Linked DNA regions of Homo sapiens: all the other regions are linked to region 3. A link is a contact called in ENCODE Hi-C or POLR2A ChIA-PET data. All regions are on one chromosome and are shown on one strand. Each heading gives the region's core, a stretch centred on a gene start or an enhancer-like site at or near the end of the contact. The rest is flanking DNA. Distances are from core to core; before and after follow the strand shown.

Evidence for each region. A loop is a pair of places that touch in the nucleus more often than their neighbours do. ChIA-PET counts read pairs that join two places held with the same protein, here RNA polymerase II (POLR2A). Pooled maps may share reads with other maps.
Region 1: a loop to region 3 is called in a map of naive thymus-derived CD4-positive, alpha-beta T cell, with 23 times the contacts of the local background. The contact joins the promoter of FBXL14 here to the promoter of DCP1B in region 3. A Hi-C loop is called at or near these places in 2 of 168 maps with a recorded cell type or tissue (both naive thymus-derived CD4-positive, alpha-beta T cell), 1 of 37 single-sample maps with no recorded cell type and 9 of 50 pooled maps. POLR2A ChIA-PET finds 5 or more read pairs at or near these places in 1 of 52 experiments (CD4-positive, alpha-beta memory T cell).
Region 2: a pooled map shows a loop between it and region 3 (2.1-fold over the local background). The contact joins the enhancer-like site here to the promoter of DCP1B in region 3. A Hi-C loop is called at or near these places in 3 of 50 pooled maps. POLR2A ChIA-PET finds 5 or more read pairs at or near these places in 3 of 52 experiments (AG04450, IMR-90 and MCF 10A).
Region 4: a pooled map shows a loop between it and region 3 (3-fold over the local background). The contact joins the enhancer-like site here to the promoter of DCP1B in region 3. A Hi-C loop is called at or near these places in 1 of 37 single-sample maps with no recorded cell type and 2 of 50 pooled maps. POLR2A ChIA-PET finds 5 or more read pairs at or near these places in 1 of 52 experiments (activated CD8-positive, alpha-beta memory T cell).

The regions. Positions count from the first base shown.
Region 1 is chr12:1,591,448-1,595,889 of GRCh38, reverse strand. FBXL14 (F-box and leucine rich repeat protein 14) reads left to right here and starts at 1,309. Exons shown (of 2, transcript NM_152441.3): 1 at 1,309-3,017. The coding sequence starts at 1,824. RefSeq lists enhancers at 605-674, 2,045-2,234, 2,752-3,355 and silencers at 935-1,804, 2,785-2,834.
Region 2 is chr12:2,283,252-2,287,617 of GRCh38, reverse strand. The region is part of intron 3 of CACNA1C (calcium voltage-gated channel subunit alpha1 C); the gene reads right to left. All of the region lies in intron 1 of CACNA1C-IT3 (CACNA1C intronic transcript 3), which reads right to left. Among named protein-coding and RNA genes, the nearest start is that of CACNA1C-IT3, 16 kb to the right of the region's middle. Within about 2 kb of position 2,662, at least 19 of the 41 ENCODE cell types and tissues checked have a DNase peak (open chromatin) inside an H3K27ac peak, as active enhancers do; they include IMR-90, where a contact is called at or near this core.
Region 3 is chr12:2,002,362-2,007,153 of GRCh38, reverse strand. DCP1B (decapping mRNA 1B) reads left to right here and starts at 2,697. Exons shown (of 9, transcript NM_152640.5): 1 at 2,697-2,872. The coding sequence starts at 2,723. It also overlaps a transcript of CACNA1C not described here. RefSeq lists enhancers at 2,422-2,651, 2,976-3,615.
Region 4 is chr12:2,393,364-2,398,069 of GRCh38, reverse strand. All of the region lies in intron 3 of CACNA1C (calcium voltage-gated channel subunit alpha1 C), which reads right to left. Among named protein-coding and RNA genes, the nearest start is that of CACNA1C-IT3, 130 kb to the right of the region's middle. Within about 2 kb of position 1,414, at least 9 of the 41 ENCODE cell types and tissues checked have a DNase peak (open chromatin) inside an H3K27ac peak, as active enhancers do.

The sequences.
Region 1 (4,442 bases), core at 60-2,559, 410 kb after region 3:
TTAAAATACAGAGGATCATTTTCTCTGATCCAAAAATTCTTGGTTTGGGGGTAGTTAAAATGAAACTTCTGAAATTCTATCCTTAGTACGGACATTTAGGACCCAGGGGCTACATCCTAGAATGGAATTGTGCCCTGCTTCCATAAAACGGTTGATAAACCAACAGACACGACTGGATTGTCTTAAACCAAGTTCAACTGTCATTCCATTTTAATCAAAAAGTAAATTGGATTCAGCATATACGAATATATTGACTATCAGTACAACTGAGCCATACAACTGATAGTCTAAGGCTGATGACAAGGAGAAAGCTCCTAAAACAAGGCTTAGGGGAAGGCTGTTCCCCTGTAAGCAAAGCGGACTGAGGGCATTGGTGGCGCAGCAGCGTTCAGAAGTAGAGGGAAGTTTTGATGTATCAAGTACCGAGGGAAACACACACAGCGTGTCTGGAAACCATCAGAAGATGCTAGAAGGAAGTAGTCATGGATAATTCTAGAAATTTCTAGAACACCGACTGGAGGGGGTCATTGTTTAAGATGAGTACAGCCGAGTTTCTCTCCAATTTAAGACACAAGACTGGAGAGAAAGGCGTCGTAGTAAACAGCCCCAACCGGGGGAGCAGGGGGTGTGATAATGAGGCGTTAAGGGGCATTAGGGACAGTAAGAAAAGGAGAGTTGGGGTGACGATTATTGAGCACTGCTATAGGAGGCGGCTCTCGCAGGGATAATCAAGGGAGAGGGGTGTGAAATAAGGGTAACGAATTGCAGGGGTAAACTGTGGGAAGGGGCTGCGCAGACTTCAACAGCAAAGAAAAAGAAGGAACGGGGCTGGGGCGTGGCCCAGAGAGGGAACGGCTCAATAACGGGCTACCGGGTGAAAAGAAGCCGGGTGGGGAGGCGCTCTGCTGACAGCTGCCGCTCCCCCGTGGCGCCCACAGGGTTAAAAATCAGGGGCCACGGGACCAGGCCGAACTCGGTTTCCAGGGCAACGGCTCCACAGTTCCGGCAGCGCAGGCCCGTACCATTGCGCGGGCGCGGGGGAGCGGGAGCGGCGGAGGGGACGCGCTGCAGGGCGGCGGAGCCGGGGCCGGCCCGGGCGCTACCAAACGCACGGCCCGCCTGCTCGCCCGGGGTCTGCGCCGAGCCGCGCTCCGGCCGGACGGCCGCGGCGTCCTTGGTGCGGGGGCCGGCAGCTCCCAAGTGGCCGCGGACGGCGGGGGAGAAGGAACGCACGCCGCCGGCCGGGATTGGCCTCCTGGTCCCCCCGCCTGGGCGGCGGAGTGCGGGCGGCCCGGGGCTGGGAGGTTTGAAAAGCGGGCGAGAGACAAAGGCAGCAGGAAGCCTCCTCCGCGCCCGGAGCCCGTGCGCCCGGCCCCCGGGGCCCCCTCGCCGCCCGCCGGCCCGCGGAGCAGCGGCGGCGGCAGGAGGCGGAGGATGCGGCAGGGGGCGTGGGCGCGGCGGCGCGGGCGGAGCGGCGCGGCCCGGGCGCGGCGTGGGTAGAGCCGAGGCGGCGGCGGCGGCCGGCCTCCGGGAGCGAGAGCGAGGCGCCTTCCCCGCCCGGGATGTGAGCGCCGTGCGGAGCCCGGGGCGGGGGAGGGCCGGGCCGGAGGCGCAGCCGGCAGGAAGGAAGGACGGACGGACCAGGAGGAGGAGCGGCGGCGGCGGCCGGAGCCGGAAGGCGGGGAGGGGCCGGCCGTTGGGCCCGAGGCGGCGGCGGCGGCGGCGGCGGCGGCTGGGGAGAAGCGCTCTCGTCGCCTGCCCGAGGCCGGAGCGGCGGGGCCCGCGCCTCCTCCCCCCAGCGCCGCGGAGGGGGGAGGAGGAAGATGGAGACCCACATCTCATGCCTGTTCCCGGAGCTGCTGGCCATGATCTTCGGCTACCTGGACGTCCGGGACAAGGGGCGCGCGGCGCAGGTGTGCACCGCCTGGCGGGACGCCGCCTACCACAAGTCGGTGTGGCGGGGGGTGGAGGCCAAGCTGCACCTGCGCCGGGCCAACCCGTCGCTGTTCCCCAGCCTGCAGGCCCGGGGCATCCGCCGGGTGCAGATCCTGAGCCTCCGCCGCAGCCTCAGCTACGTGATCCAGGGCATGGCCAACATCGAGAGCCTCAACCTCAGCGGCTGCTACAACCTCACCGACAACGGGCTGGGCCACGCGTTTGTGCAGGAGATCGGCTCCCTGCGCGCTCTCAACCTGAGCCTCTGCAAGCAGATCACTGACAGCAGCCTGGGCCGCATAGCCCAGTACCTCAAGGGCCTGGAGGTGCTGGAGCTGGGAGGTTGCAGCAACATCACCAACACTGGCCTTCTGCTCATCGCCTGGGGTCTGCAGCGCCTCAAGAGCCTTAACCTCCGCAGCTGCCGCCACCTTTCGGATGTGGGCATCGGGCACCTGGCCGGCATGACGCGCAGCGCGGCGGAGGGCTGCCTGGGCCTGGAGCAGCTCACGCTACAGGACTGCCAGAAGCTCACAGATCTTTCTCTAAAGCACATCTCCCGAGGGCTGACGGGCCTGAGGCTCCTCAACCTCAGCTTCTGTGGGGGAATCTCGGACGCTGGCCTCCTGCACCTGTCGCACATGGGCAGCCTGCGCAGCCTCAACCTGCGCTCCTGTGACAACATCAGTGACACGGGCATCATGCATCTGGCCATGGGCAGCCTGCGCCTCTCGGGGCTGGATGTTTCGTTCTGTGACAAGGTGGGAGACCAGAGTCTGGCTTACATAGCCCAGGGGCTGGATGGCCTCAAGTCTCTCTCCCTCTGCTCCTGCCACATCAGTGATGATGGCATCAACCGCATGGTGCGGCAGATGCACGGGCTGCGCACGCTCAACATTGGACAGTGTGTGCGCATCACGGACAAGGGCCTGGAGCTGATCGCTGAGCACCTGAGCCAACTCACCGGCATAGACCTGTACGGCTGCACCCGAATCACCAAGCGCGGCCTGGAGCGCATCACGCAGCTGCCGTGCCTCAAGGTACTCAACCTGGGACTCTGGCAGATGACGGACAGTGAGAAGGTCAGGTGAGGGCGGCAGCACCAGCTCCCCTTGTCCCGCCCTGTTCATCCTCCCATTACCACCGCCCCCACACACTCACACGCACACTTACGCACAGATCATTGCAGCGGATGAGATGGGGCTATGACAGAAGCCTCAGGCTCGTTTCCTCCTCCCTCCTCCAGCCCCCTCCCGGCTTCCAGCCCATTCTCTTTGCAGCTGGGGTTCCTACCCTACCCTACTCCCAGCTCCTTTTCCCCGCGGATGGAGAGATGGACTCTGCTGCTTACCCACCCACTCCCCTGCAGGGGGTGGAGGACTGATTCAGCTACTGTATCCCCACTGCTGTGACTGGAAATGGGGGTGGGGAGTGACTGGTCTTTTCAACCCTGGGGAGTTGAGGAAAATGTCTGCTTTCACTTCAGCTTTCATTTGAATACTGTGATCTGGTTTTTATTTTGAAATGTATAAAAAGCAAACCCAGCTACAAAGGCCTTTTCACCCTTCCACTTTGTAACTAATCCCAGTCTCTTCTCATCACTCCTCCTCTTACAGTACTCTGCTATTCATGCTCATTTCATGTTCTTAATCTTCTTTCCTGTTTAAAAATTTTTTTTTGGAAAAAATTTGAAATCATGGTCCTTTTTTCTGCTGAATATATTCTATATATTATATATATATAAATTATATATATATATATATACATATATATGTCTGGCTACCTCGTTTTAGTTTACTTTTTTTCTGAAGCCCTGGAATTCTACAAGAGAGATATTTTGAGACTGAAACATGTTTGTGCCTAGACTGGAAAGATGCCCTTGGGTTTGTCCGTCTTTTTGTGTTGGCTTCTTCCCAGCCTCCATCCGTCCAGTGTGCCCCACTTCCACATTCTGGCTATAATTTCCTTTTTCTCCTTGTTCATTGGGATTTGAGGACCTATTTCTAAATCTTAATTTATAGCACAAATATGTGGGAGCAATGAGAGTTGAACCGTTGTTTTTGTTGGAGATGCAGATTGTGTCTTGAAAATGATGATTATATATGCAAATTCTGCCCTACCCTCACCCTCTTCCAAGTTTCCCCCCAAAAAGGTCACACAGTGCGGCTTCCTGTGGGAAACAGGAGCAGAGCTGGCCTGCAGAGCCCCTGGGGCTGTGATGAAGCTCATATCTTATCTCTGTTCTATTAACAAAATGGGAGTTTGTGGGTTTTAAAAAATTCCGTTTCTAAATGGAGGAATAGATGACTTTCTTTCTTTTGGTGGGGGTTGGGACTTGTGGCTTTAAAGAAATCACTTCTGAGTAGGATGTATATTTTCGTTGGATTTTTGTTGTTATTTCTTTAGAACCCTCCACAGCAACATGCAAGACCATGGAGTTAAAGAAACCCAGAGACCTTTATCAATTAATTGTACTGTTTGTGAATTTGTATAAATAATAACAAAGA
Region 2 (4,366 bases), core at 1,413-3,912, 280 kb before region 3:
GTGTGGCCAGGGATGAGAATTACTAACTTAAAGAATCACAGGAGCACTCCCGATGGCACATGGTCTGCTTTACCCAGAATCACAGAATTGGAGGGAGCTTCTCATCAGCCAAGACCACATCAAGACCACGCAGGCTGAAACTGCTCTTCGGGCCCTGATCTCCACTGACCCAACCTTCCTAAACAGCCACGGAACACACGAGCAGCCACGTTCATTCTCATTCCCTCATTTCTCTGGAACTGCACCATGTGCAGCACTGCCTCAAGGGACACTGATCGCGTATCCAGCGACACTCCATGAGGCACGGGTCGCAATCACAATCCAGACGAGCAGGAATGACTCAATACTTGCCCGATCCCTCCCCTTGGGAAGGTCATTCCCAGAAACCCTTCCTCTAGAATATTCCTTGGGAAAAATGGAGAGAAGGGGTTAAAAGTACCAGGAGACCATGAAGGAGGAAAAGCCATAATTTGAGAAACCCAGAAGGGGTCCTAACGGTAAAGAGCCCTCTGTCAACTGGGGGCAGGCCCCTGTGGGACCTCCCACCTCTGGGCCCGGGGTAATTGGGACAGTCAGCCAGACAAGGCACACAGCTTCCAAATTTCTTGCATGACCTCTCCACACACACCCTTCACTTTAGATTTTGCCTCCAGAAAACAAGAATAAAAATCTGCTTAAAATTCCTCTGGCGTTCCAATGTGCTTGGGGCACATGAGTAAGGGAGGGCCACTACCAATTTCAGTCCTGAGGCACATTCTTTTGGGACAGTGAAGAAATCCTTTCTCCTGTTATGAGCATTGCTCAGTAAGAAAAAACATAAAAGTTGTAAGCATGAGTTCCCAACGCACATTTCCCACTCTCCAGAGGAGGGCTGCTCATGACAGCCTGAGCCTGGGTCCTGTCATTGTTTCTTGTTTGTCTCCTTCCACTGGCCACAGTGCTCTCGGGGGAGGGACTGCGCCTCCTCCACTCTGCAGCCCCAGCCCTGTGTCCGGCACACCATCCACACTTGATCAACAAGAGCCCCCGAATGAACCTCACAGACCTGTTCTTCAGCCACCCAGAGAAGCCCCGAAGCCAGAACTACTGCAAAGCAGCTGGGTGCTGGGCCATCAGGCCCTGTTACCTGTGACATCTTCCCACAGGGTCCTTACTGTGCAGAGCCTGTAGACACTGGCCCTTCCTATCTGGCTTCCTGCCTAAGGCATATTTTCACCCGCTCGCTCCACTTTCAAGTATTATGTTCTAGGAATACTAGCCACTAAGACATCTTCTCAAATTCCTTATTAAATAGGCCAGAGCCTAGGATAATTAAGGTTCTTGCTTCCTACTCCCTTTTAATGCAAACAACCAAACCTGTTTCCCAGGCCTCAGCAAGCTTTGACATTAACTCTAAATGGAAGGTCAAGCAGGCCAGTCTTGTTTCAAAGCTCTTTGCAAAGAAAAAGGACAACTGAAAACAGAACCGGCCAGGTATAAATGACGAGTATTTAGCTCTTGGTAACTCTGTTCATTCTAATAACTCTGGCAGTCATCCATAATTCACACGAGGCAACATCCCTTTAAACAGCTGAGTGAAGAAAACAGGCGACAGGACTAGGAGACCTTCATTTTTAGTTAGAGTTCATCCCCTGGGAAATGTCCCTGGGCCTCAAACTCCCTGACTATAACATGAGGGCTCGCCTAAACGAAATGGCCTGAAAAGCTGTGCAGTTTGAAGAATCCCTATCTTCAGTGGAAAACGGCTGAACTTTACCATCCATGTGGTATTCCTTGCACATATAACGTAAATTCCTAATAAAACACTCCCTTCCACTGCCGCCCAAAAAGCCGCTGGGTAGGTGCGCACCAGCCTCTCTCGAATGAGCACGTTAGCAACAGGTTGAGAAAAAGAGTAGAAATACCGTCAGATAAGAACATGGGGTTTGGAGACCAGGGAACGGTGGAAGGGAGCCTAGGAACGTCGAAAGTAAGTCTCGTCCATCACTCTGCTTTGAGTGATTCCAGCTCTGCGGCACAGCAGAGTCCTCTCATTGAAAGTCAACCCGTCTGGGATGAGGAGGTGTTTAAGGAGAGTTTAAGAACAGAGCTCCTAAGTTCCAAAAGCTCCTGAGTTGTAGCCGGCACAGGCTATGGGCAAGGAAGGAAGGCTGCCATTTCCTCCACTACCTGGGCTCTCCCTGCAGCCCTACGTCACCTTCACAAGTGGTTCCAGCCAGTGGTATGTTGTTAAATGTTTTAGCAACTGGCTTTTAGGAGAGGGGGAAGGAAAGCTCTGGGTGTAGCATATGCCAGTTTTTGTGGTGTAAATGTTCCCACTACTGCCCATTTCAAGTTATCAATGTGATGACATTGAATGCCCAGTGTAAAGGGTTGAGTTCAGTCAGCAATCATGAGCCCTTCCCACCCGCTTGACCCAAGGAAGAGGAAATTCCTGCTAGGTAACACGCAGGGATGGAATGGAGAGAAACAGAGTGTTTCTACAGAGGGAGCAAGGTGTGAGTGACAGGCTGCCGTCAGCACTTAGCGGCCCGTCCCTCCTCCCAGAGAGCAGGAGAGATGCCAGGCACCACTGGAAGCCAACCCAGGATCTGCAGAACGGCCCTACCCCAGGCCCCGCTCACTGAAGGGCATCGCCCACCAGAGGGCAGGCTGGAGAAATGAAAGGAGACACATGGCCCTGGCCCATTCTGTGGCTACCAGGAAGGTAACAAGGAGGAGGCTTCAGGCTCTAAGGAAAATGAAGTTTGGGGATCACTGGTAGAAGTTAATTATCCTTGCTTCCCCTTGGAGCAGCGGGCATCCCTTCCCTGCAGACTCACACTGGAACAAGGCTGAAATGAGAGCCGCCTGCCTGCAGCTTAGGGGCAGAAGTGTCTCGTCCAACTGCCACTCAGTCAGGAAACTGAACAAAGCAGGACCCCATAGAGTGCACAGGCCGGAATTATGGTAAATTACAAAGCAATGATAATCATTTACATGTGTGCGTGTCTGCCAGTGTATGCCTCACTTTCACAGACCTTTTTTCTTTTTAATTCTGATCCTGGGAGGCAGACAGAACAGTGAGCTCTCTCCCTAAAGAGTTGACAGCATAGAAGCGGGCAGTATGCCCGCCTGGAGGGCTGTTCTGTGCTGCGCCTGGGTCCTGTTCTGCACCCTCCTCCCCCAGCCCCTCACTGTCTCTTCCTTTCAGTGGCTCTTCTCATTCATTCCATCTTGGCAGCAGCCGCTTGTGTAACTAAAACCGCAAGAAACTTTGTTTGGCTTCGAATTCAGAAGAAATTCCAGTAACTCACTTCCCACTACCAAAAAAAAAAAAAAAAATCTAGAGGTCTGTTCTAGAGAATTCAGCTTTTTCCGTGGGTAAAATATTCACAAAAAAATGCTCCCTCTCCCCAGCTTACCCCACTCCCCCGCTGAAGCCCCAACATCTGAAAGACATCGGCCCCTCACTCATGCAGCCCGGCAGAGCCTCAGCACTTCCTGAGGGCCAGGGACGAGCTAGGGGGATGGCGGGTTCCTGTTTCGTGGCTGGAGCCAAGCAAGTTAAGAGTTGTTGAAAGACGTGCTTGGCTGGTCTCTCTCCTCACCCGGGTATACTGCTGTTTTGTTTTCAGTGGACAAGGAAGCCAGGGATGAGATCTCTGAGCATCCAGCTCCCGGATCTTGGAAAAAGGCATAGCCAAGGCCCTCCTTACTCCTCCCCACCAGCCATATCTAATATCTGCTAACATCCTTGCAAGCAGCTTCATGCCTGCATGAATGAAGCACAAGTAGCTGCTGCTAACTCAGGAGGAAGGACTTTACTCTGCATGTCCTAGGCCCTTTCTATTGAAAGTGGGGCCCAGGATTCGGACCAGACGGCAGCATCCTCTGGGAGCTTGTTCCAAATGCATCATCTTGGATCCCCATCCTGGATCTCCCGAATCAGCACTGCATTTTCACAGGATTCCCTGGCACTGTCTTTAGACCATGTGCCAATAAACATTTCAGTGTAATAGACACGTATTGGGTACCTGCTGTGTACCGGGCACTGTGCTGGGTGCTAAGGTGATAAAATTCTGAAAGTGGAATCCCTAATCCAGTGAGTATACAGGACAGACTGGCTCGTGGCAATAATGCCCTGTCCCTGCAGGCTGAGTGTGGATATAGAGTAAGGGGTCCATGGTCTTCCCTCATGGAGGTGAAGGCTCTAATTTGTCCAGCCCAACCTTGTGACTTCAGATGCTTCCATACCCTGCATTTTCAGTAGAATTCTGTGACTGATATTGGTTTGCTACCCAAAGTCTCCCCTGAAAAAGGTAAGATACTTTGTCAGCCTCCCTTGCAGCCAGTTGTAGCTAGTTAATTGGATTGTGTCACTAAG
Region 3 (4,792 bases), core at 1,448-3,947:
GAACAGCTAATCAAGTGAGAGAGTGTGACTAGTTCAAGAATTAATCACAAAATTCTCCATTGCCCATATTACAGATTAAACTTGTTTTTAGAAGCACATATGTGATTAAGAGCAAAGAGGTCAGTAACACTGGAAAAAGGTAGTGAACTAACATGGAAAGTTGTCTAGTCAGCTTTGTGTGGTTGCTCAGTTGCTGCAGCCCTATGTTTTTCAAACTACAGGTCACAATCCATTAGTTGGTCATGAAACCAATTTACAAAGTCACAAATAGCATTTTAAAAAATGTCTGTATACTTAGTATTGAAACATTTATTCTAGTTAATATCAGGTATAAATATATAAACATATGTTCTCAGTCAGACTGCAAATGACCCCAGCCTCAGTCAAAAAAAAGTTGTTTGAAAGCCATTGCTGTATTCTTCCCCACTGGGAAGTTAGGCTTGGGAGTCAATAGGACTGAGACTCCAAAATGCAGCTTAACCAAGAATTTCAGTACAATTGAAATTGTGACTGCAAAGATTATATTGCAACATATTATTATGAGAGGGTATGTGTGCCGTATCTATGATATTTCTATATCAAATAGGTAAGAATTTATGAATGTGAGTAGTAATGTCTGCACAGTTGTTCTAATATTTAATGCTAGATAAATGGTTTAGATCAACCATTCTCAACTTTTTAGTCTCAAGACTCCTTTACACTCTTAAAAATTATTTTTTTAATTACTTTTTATTTATTTTATTTTTGAGATGGAGTCTCGCTCTATCACCCAGGCTGGAGTGCAGTGGCAGGATCTCGGCTCACTGCAACCTCTGCCTCCCGGGTTCAAGCGATTCTCCTGCCTCAGCCTCCCGAGTATCCGGGATTACAGGTACCTGCCACCACTCCTGGCTAATTTTTGTATTTTTAGTAGAGACGGGGTTTCACCATGTTGGCCAGGCTGGTCTTGAACTACTGACCTTGTGATCCGCCCGCCTCAGCCTCCCAAAGTGCTGGGATTACAGGCAGGAGCCACCGCACCTGGCCCACTCTTAAAAATTATTAAGGACTCCCTCAGAGAACTTTTGTTTATGTGAGTTATACCCACCTATATTTACCATATTGGAAATTAAAAATAACTTTAAAGACCCCGGGCTATGTGTGTTTTGTTTGGAGTATATGAAGAAACTCTGGCCTCATATGTAGATAATGTAGTTGGAAAAGAGATGGATATTTTAATAGAGTTTTTCAGACAATTGTGGATATTCTTCTTGGATAATATACCAAAACTTGACAAGCTGGAGTTTCTCAAAGCTTAGCTGCAATGTACTATCTGAAATCCTATTAACTTTTCATACTGTTACATTAAAAATCCATTAGTCCACCTTGTCCTTGAATGGATCTTTTGCCTGTGCATGATTATGTAGCATGAGACATTGGTCTTTTGGAAAATACTGGACCACTGAGTTAAGCAGATCTTTGAGATATTGACACTTTCCATTATACAAGATTTGTTAAAATTGCGCTCATTAATATCATCACTGATCTCATCAGAAAAAAAAACATTAAGTACTGAGATGTCAAGCTCATGGCAGTAGATACACATTTTCTAAACTTTTAATTCTGGCTTGAAGGCTTAAAAATTATCATTGGCAGCAGTAATTGTCCCTTGTTTTCCTGAAAGTGACAGGCACACTTTATTTATTTTCAGAAAAATGTCTGTCAAGTACCTGTTTGAATAATCATAGTTTGCCCATCTTTCTTTCAAGTAAAAATGTTTTATGAAAATAAAAATAAAAACATGAATTCGGCCTACAACTCAAGCACAGAAGTATTTTCCTAGAGACAAATATGACACACTTCATTTTGCAGCAGACGTGCTTTATGCCTATTTCCTATTTTTTCATGCAGAATGTTAAAAAGAATTGTACCCAAGGATTAAGCTTCAATGAAATTAATAATTCTTACTGCTTATCAAGAACACCATCAGGTGACACTGGCTCTCTACCTTCTTCTTTTTTTTTTTTTCTTTTGTAACTGAGAGTGCAGATTAGTGACGCGTACTTTGACTAGCAATACAGTTTGGTGCCCCTGCCTTGATTGGGTTAAACCACCGGCGCTTTTAACCACCATTGTCTGCAAAACGTCACCACAGTGAACAAGTCAAATAAGTAAGTCTCAGCATTGTCATAAAAGGTTTTGTTTTTTTTTTGACCTTGCAGATCCCCTGAAAGGGTCTCAGAAACTCCCAAAGGGTTCCAGGACCACACCACACTTTGAGAACCACTGGGTGTTAGCGCATTCAGAAATCAATTCAGTTCTCTTTCTCTTCAGAGTTCTTGATGCTCGAGGCTTATTTATTGTGATAGATTTGATCACTGAAGCGCCAAAGAAAAGATATGCCAAGGGGTCGAACACATCCAAGAAGGAAATCCTACCGCACACACAGCTCAAAGGCTCGAGCGCGTAGAAAAACAGCTCTTGGAGAAAGAAACGGGATGCAGAGGGCAGGCCTGGGCTTGTCGTTGCCAGTGGCAACGATCCTCAGTGGGCGGGGCGCGGCCATCGATTAGTGAGGCCTTGCGTCTGTCGGCGGGCAGGAGGGTGGGGGTGACTGGAGCCGGAAGGCCTCCCGGGCCGTGTGGTCGCCGTGGGTTCTCGGTTGCGAGGCAGCTCGCTCGTTCTGCGATCTATTGAGAGTGGCTTCCAAGAGCCCCGTGCCTATGTCTGGGAGGGAGGGAAGATGGCAGCCGTGGCGGCAGGCGGCCTGGTGGGAAAGGGGCGCGACATCAGCCTAGCGGCCCTGCAGCGCCACGACCCCTATATCAACCGCATCGTGGACGTGGCCAGCCAGGTGGCTCTGTACACCTTCGGCCATCGGGCCAACGAGTGGGTGCGTGCGGACGCGGCGGAGCAGTGCAGCCCAGGGTTGGGGTGGAGGCGGGGGGCGTCAGACTCAGGACTTGAGGACCCGGTGAGGGGGAGGAGACGTTGACGCCCTGGAAGTGGGTGGATCTGGGGACTGAGGCCGAAGTTGTGGAGATGGGGTCTCGGGGGTTTGGGGGAAGGAAGGCGGATCTGTGGAGCTACCTGGAGTTGGGGAAAAGACTTAAATCTCTAACGTACCCAACGCTGGGAGACCAGACCGATCGGGTACGGCACCATAAGAGCCGAAGGAAAGGAAGGACCTGATACCTTATGGCCGGAAGACCGATGTGCTCGAGAAAGTAGAGCAGAGTTCTGTTACAGTGAATCTGTGGCTATGGGGGAGGCAGGGACAGCAGACGAATAAAAGTGCAGAGTTCTGATTTTGGAATGTCAGTCTTAGATGGGGCAAAGAGAAATCAAAACTTGATAGAAGGGGAGAAATCTGCAAGTTGTAAACTTAAGGGGAAACACCAAGAAAAGAGCCAACCTCGTCAAATAAAAGACAAAATGGGGCAGGGTCTAACACTTAGAAGGAAGCTGATGCTCTTGGGAAGATTATTACACGGCAGCACACCAAGTTCGATATTGGAGGTCATTTGGGAGCCAAATTATTTTAGTGCTCTTCTCAAAGCAGAGTCCCAGTAAATGGTAATGGAATGAAATTTCATTTTCCTCATAGTTAGAATGGGGTAGAAGCCTAGAACACTGGAATCCTGTTGCAGGGATTGCTGCTTGTAATTTTGTAACCCACCCACTCGAATGTAGAGACATGTAATTTTGTTTCTTTACTCATAATGAGTTTTGTCCAAATAATATTCATCATCCATTATGTATCACATACATGATATCCATCATTTTAAAATAAGTTACAAAACAGTATGGAGAACTTAGCCTTGATGAATGGATTTCAGATAAACTTTTTGTGTTCTTCAAGTCGGTTGTATAAACATCAAAACTTAATCTAGGAAAACATCCATGTTGAACAACTCTGTATTTTTTTTAACACCCACATTCATAAGCCTACTTATCTGCAGTATAGTTCAGCAGCCTGTAGTAAAAAACTCACCTGAAAATCATTAACATAAAAATAAAAAGACAAGCAAGAATGGGGTAGACAAACAGTTTTGCCCAAAGTTCTTAACGGAGGAAATTTGCCGGAATGGGGCAAAGAATTTAGGTCTGCTCTCCTAGTAGCCAAACACAAAAGGAGAACAGGAAGAGCTCTTTAATATTCGTTCTTCTGTAATAGAAAGTGTACCTCTTGATCAGGAGAAAGAGGTTATTTCCCCCTAGTTTCCAGGGGAATTTGTCACCTACTTTTTTTGTTTGTTTTTGTTTGTTTGTTTTTTCGAGGTGTCACCTTCGTTTTTACATAAAGAACATTGAGCAACATAGACAGTTTCCTCCATGGTAATTAAAAATATATAAAAAGATATTCTACATATGGCTATTTTGCTGCTCTGTAGAAAAATGCTAAAGGTATAATGTTATAATCCTGTAAAAGTAATTCCGTAGTAGAGAGATGAGGACCAGGGATGTATAGTTCTGTAAGTTGACTTGACACTGGGATTCGAGTCTGGAGAATCCCAAGAAACTGTCAGTATAAAGAGAGTAGAGCATTTCTCTTGAATAATAGTTGTTTCCTATAGGCTTTTGACCCTTATCAATGTGATAGATACCTTTTTAAGATAGTTACAGATGTTTATTAGATACCTAAAGCCTCATCAAAAAGCAGATGTGTCACAATGCATTAATTACAGGAGTTATGTTTTCCTGCTTGCTGGATATGTTGCCTTCAGACAGGGCATAATTCATTCAGGAAAAGGTCATTCTTTCAAAGTTCTAATCTTCAAGGCTGTGGTAGCCAGAAAAACAGAGAGACCTA
Region 4 (4,706 bases), core at 165-2,664, 390 kb before region 3:
CGCCTCCAGCTTGGCCTGAGTTTATTTCAAGCCTGGGCCTGCCCTCGGGCCAGTGATGGAGATTCAGGAGTGACAGGCCCAGGGGCTAGGCAGGGGCCTCCTGGACCAGCCCTTTGGGGCACCACACTTCAAAGTCCTTCCTGCCTGCCAAGGGCGCTTGTTGTGACTCATCTGAGGGACAAAGCACGCTGTCTGCCACAGCTAGCTGCCCGAGAGCTAACTATGCTTTCTCCTGACTGCCCCTCCCTACCCCTAAATCAGAGGCTCTGACAGAGCAGTAAGATTTATCAGAAGGCTCATGGCTTGGGAAGCCAGCAGGATGCCCTCTGCAGACGCTCTAATCCCACTCACAGGTGATGGGGTGTTTCCATCCTCACCAGCTTTGCTGCTCCACTGTGTCTATCATCTGCCAGCATTGAGTGTATTGGGCCTCTGTTTTGTGCCAGTCACTTGGTACACATAAATTCCCCTGCAACCACAAGCCTGATTACCATTTCCAGAGCCGTGGACTCTGGACTGGTCCAGGGCCACCCAGTCAATCAAGAGCAATGAGAGTCTGAATGTAGGTGCCGCCTCCGCGGCACGTGTGTTGCTGCTGCTTACCTGACTTGCTCCTAGAGCGTGAAAGCTCCTGGGGGCTCTGAATAATTGCCCTGGAGTGACTTTGTGTCTGGGATGGGCCTGTCACTCAACTGAGCTCCCACTCTTACCTGTGAAGTCTGGAGTGATTCTAATGATCTAGCCCCCATTCTACCACTCAAGGACTTCGATTCAAAATCCAAGACACAAGCAAAAAGCCAAACAAAACAAAACCCAATACCTGTTTACTCTTCTTGATGGATAACACTCCACAGTCCCCAGAGTTTAAGTGTGGAAGCAAGTGTGGTTTAGCACAGGGGTTCTCCACTTGGATCCACTGATGATCTTTAGAGTGTGGCTTGTGAATACCTTGCAATTCTAAGCACAATGTTGTACATATGTGCATGGATGTCTCTTTCTGGGGCAAGTCCAAAGCTTTCATCAGATATGAAAACAGGTTGGTGAACCCCAAATATAAACTATTTAGAAGTTAGTTTAGAACTACTAACAGGCTAAACAGTTTGAGAGACAGATGTGTGGCCCAGAAGTATCCAGACCAAGAAAGAGCTGAGACAGTGCAGCAGCCTGCCCTGGGCCTCCAGCCTGGACTCCAAGTGACCAGATTCCTGGGTTTGGGATCCTTCAACAGTTTGGTTTTATGAAGTGTTCACGTACTTCTGAATGGTGTGGCTCGGCCAGGCTTGGCCCCATGCCTTTAGAAAACCGCTAATGAAACATTAAATAGTTGGAGAGGCCTAGCTTCATGCCAGAGCTCTTGGCCAAGAGGCGCCTGCTGTGTGGCCATAGGCCAGGGGCTGCTGGGTCCCCAGAAAATGTAATAGGTGGTGACAAGGCAAGTCCTGGTGACAACAACTCACCCTGTTCACAAGGGCCCTAAGTTTTGGGATCCTCAGCTGGTGTTTTGGAGGACCACAGGCCTGGGCAACAAGCCACTGCTTAGCTGAATCAAAGCTCAGCACATTCCCCAGGCCAGAGGCCACAGACCGAGTTAAGCCTGACCTGAACCACTTGGGCAGCCGGATCGCCTTTCTGCCCCCAACCACAGAAAGAGAAAAATCATCCCTCTTCTTCTTGGGCAGGCCTCTTCGTCCCCTTGACTCGGACACCGAAAGGGAGCAGAAACAGCTTTGCTAGTGTTGCATGCAGAGACAATCAGGCTGCAAAAATATTTCCATGTTTCCCAGAGTGCTTTCTCTCTTCACCTCTTTCTGTTGCTCCCCAACTCAGAAGGCTTGAACAGATGTGTGTCACTGAAAGATACACAACTTGGCACAGATAGAACCCCAGGAAATAACCCAGCACCCTAAAAGACCATCAGAGTGTCAGACCCAGGGGCTGAGACTGTACAAAAGACACCACGCACACACACTTCCTGGTCAGCTGAACTGTTTCAGCAGGCCAGGGACAGCCCCTGCTGAGGTTCAACACCAGGAGTGCAGACCATGGGGACGGGCACCAGGCTCCAGTGAGGTAGACTGGAATCTACTCACTGTGAGATCTTGACAAATTAATCCCTCTGAACACTGGGGACCCTAGTACCGGATCCTGGCTTGTAAAGATTAAATAAGATGACGTGTGTTTGTGCCTAGCACCTTCTAATTTCTCAACCAAAGGCAGATAATGGTATGAGCAACTACTCATGTGGCTCAGATCTGTGCTAATGTCAATGCAAAAGAGAAAGTCGGGGGTTCGGCTACCTTTTCTCAGATCATAGGGTTCAGGGATGCACATAGAGGTGCTGCGTTGAAAGGAATACATGGGAAGCCTCAGACTGGAAAAAGGAAACAGCTCTAGCCTGGAAAATCTGGTTTCTCCTGGATGGTTCCAGCAGCCAGCCACTTGGCTCTTCCAGAGGCTCAGAGGGACCCGACTTGCTTTCCCTGTAACTACAGCCTCTGGCCACTGGGGGCGCACTGAGTCCCTCTGTCTTCAGGGTCATGAAAAAAAAAGCCCCTTTCCCTTTATTCAGTTAAAATAAGGCTGGTCACTTTGAGAGGCCAAGGTGGATGGATCACATGAGGCCAGGAGTTCGAGACCAGCCTGGTCAACATGGCAAAACCCCATCTTTACTAAAAATACAAGAATTAGCTGAGCATGGTGGTGCACACCTGTGTTTCCAGCTACTTGGGAGGCTGAGGCAGGGGAATCTCTTCAACCAAGAAGGCGGAGGTTGCAATGAGCTGAGATCATGTCATTGCACTTCAGCCTGGGCAACAAAGCAAGACTCTGTCTCAAATATTTAAAAAAAAAAAAAAAAAAAGCTAGAGAAAAGAAAAGAAGGCTGGAGTGCAGGCACAGTGCTTCCTGCCTGTAGTCCCAGCTACTCTGGAGGCTGAGGCAGGAAATCATTTGAGCCTGGGAGGTCGAGGCTGCAGTGAGCTATGACTGTGCTACTACACTCCAGCCTGGGCAACAGAGTGAGATCCTGTCTCTATTAAAATAAGTAAATAAATAAATAAATAAGGCTGGGAATTTTCAAATGAAAATTTCACTAGGAAACTAAGTGAAATAAACAAAAACTTAGACAAGTTGACAGTGAAGAATTTGGATCCTAATTGAACTTAAGTCTAGCCTTACACTGGCTTTGCAGATACAGCTTATGGTACATCTGGCCAAGTTAGAGATGGGAAACCAAACCACTCCAATTTCTTACCCGAGACTCACTGGGTTGGTACTACTTCTTGTGTTTTCTCCAAACGTGGGCTCTAGCTCCTGATCCTGATAGCCCTGGATAAGGAAGACTCTTCCTGACAGAGGTGTCCACTGCCCATCCCTCTACACCTGGGGCCCTTCCTACTTGATGCCATTCTTGTCACCAATGCACTTCTGAAGACCCCTTTGGATGGGCCCAGAGAGGAGGCCTTCCAGAACCCCATCCAGGGTTTTACAGTCTGAAAACACTTTACATTCACAAACTCAGTAAATGCGATGACATCGTTTCCACTAAGGAGAGAAGGTGGCCATTCTCTCCAGACAGCAGGGGATTTTATAATTAAGTAAAATATTTAATATTTAAAGGTATACTTGCAGGGGAAGGTGGCTCAAATTTATTCTACATCTTCCCTTGAAAATCAAGCATGAAGAAATGGAGAAATTTTTATTTATTAGTCACTCTTATCTTTTCAAGCTCTTGGATTATAAAGCCTGCGTTTATCATGGCTGTGTCCAAGTTTCTCCTGTGGGCCAGGGACCAGCTCCTGCGTCCATACCAGAGAGAAGCCACATCAGGAGTAGGAGGAGGGCCATGTGGGAGTGCAGACGACAGGCCTCCGCCTGGCCCGTGCTGGTTCACCCTGGCACCTTGGAAAATTGTGGAGCTTCTTCTCCAGTGTCCCTCCTTTTCCTTTTTTTTTTTTTTTTGTTTAGAGACAGGGTCTTGCTCTGTTGCCCAGGCTGCAGTGCAGTGGCACAATCATAGCTCACTGCAGCCTCGACCTCCTAGGCTCAAGAGATCCTCCTGCTTTAGCCTGTAGCTGGGACTACAGGCCCATGACACAGGTAATTTTTATATTAATTTTTGTAGACATGTAGAGATGGGATCTGGCTATGTTGCCCGGGCTGGTCTTGAACTCCTAGCCTCCCATGATCCTCCCACCTTAGCCTCCCAAAGTGCTGGAATTACAGGAGTGAGCCTCCACGACCAATCCCCAGTGTCCCTTTTCAGCCTAATTCAGAGATGTAAACCCTTTCCTGAGTTTTACTTCCCTAAAATAAGAAATTTTGATCTTATAACCTTCTTAGTAAGAAAACGAGTACCTGCCAAGGATTTAAACCAGAGAGAATAGAGAAGCAGCATCTACAGAACCTTTGTGTTAGGCATTTGATAAACATCATTTCATCTCTGCAACAACCTGCACAGTAAGTATTTTTATCCTCTTTTGCAGACTAGAAACAGAGGCTCGGAGAAGTTCTATGGCTTGCCCTCAGCTATATAGCTAGCAAGGAGTGGGGGTAAGCTTTCGGCTGTCAGGCCACACTTGCCCAAAGTTACACAGCTAGTGGATGGCAGAGCCAGAAAATGAGAAGGATTCCACAGTCAGAAGCGTGTACTCTAGCCTCACTAATGGATGCCACAGTCTTCACTGGAGCAGGAGATGGTGGAGGGC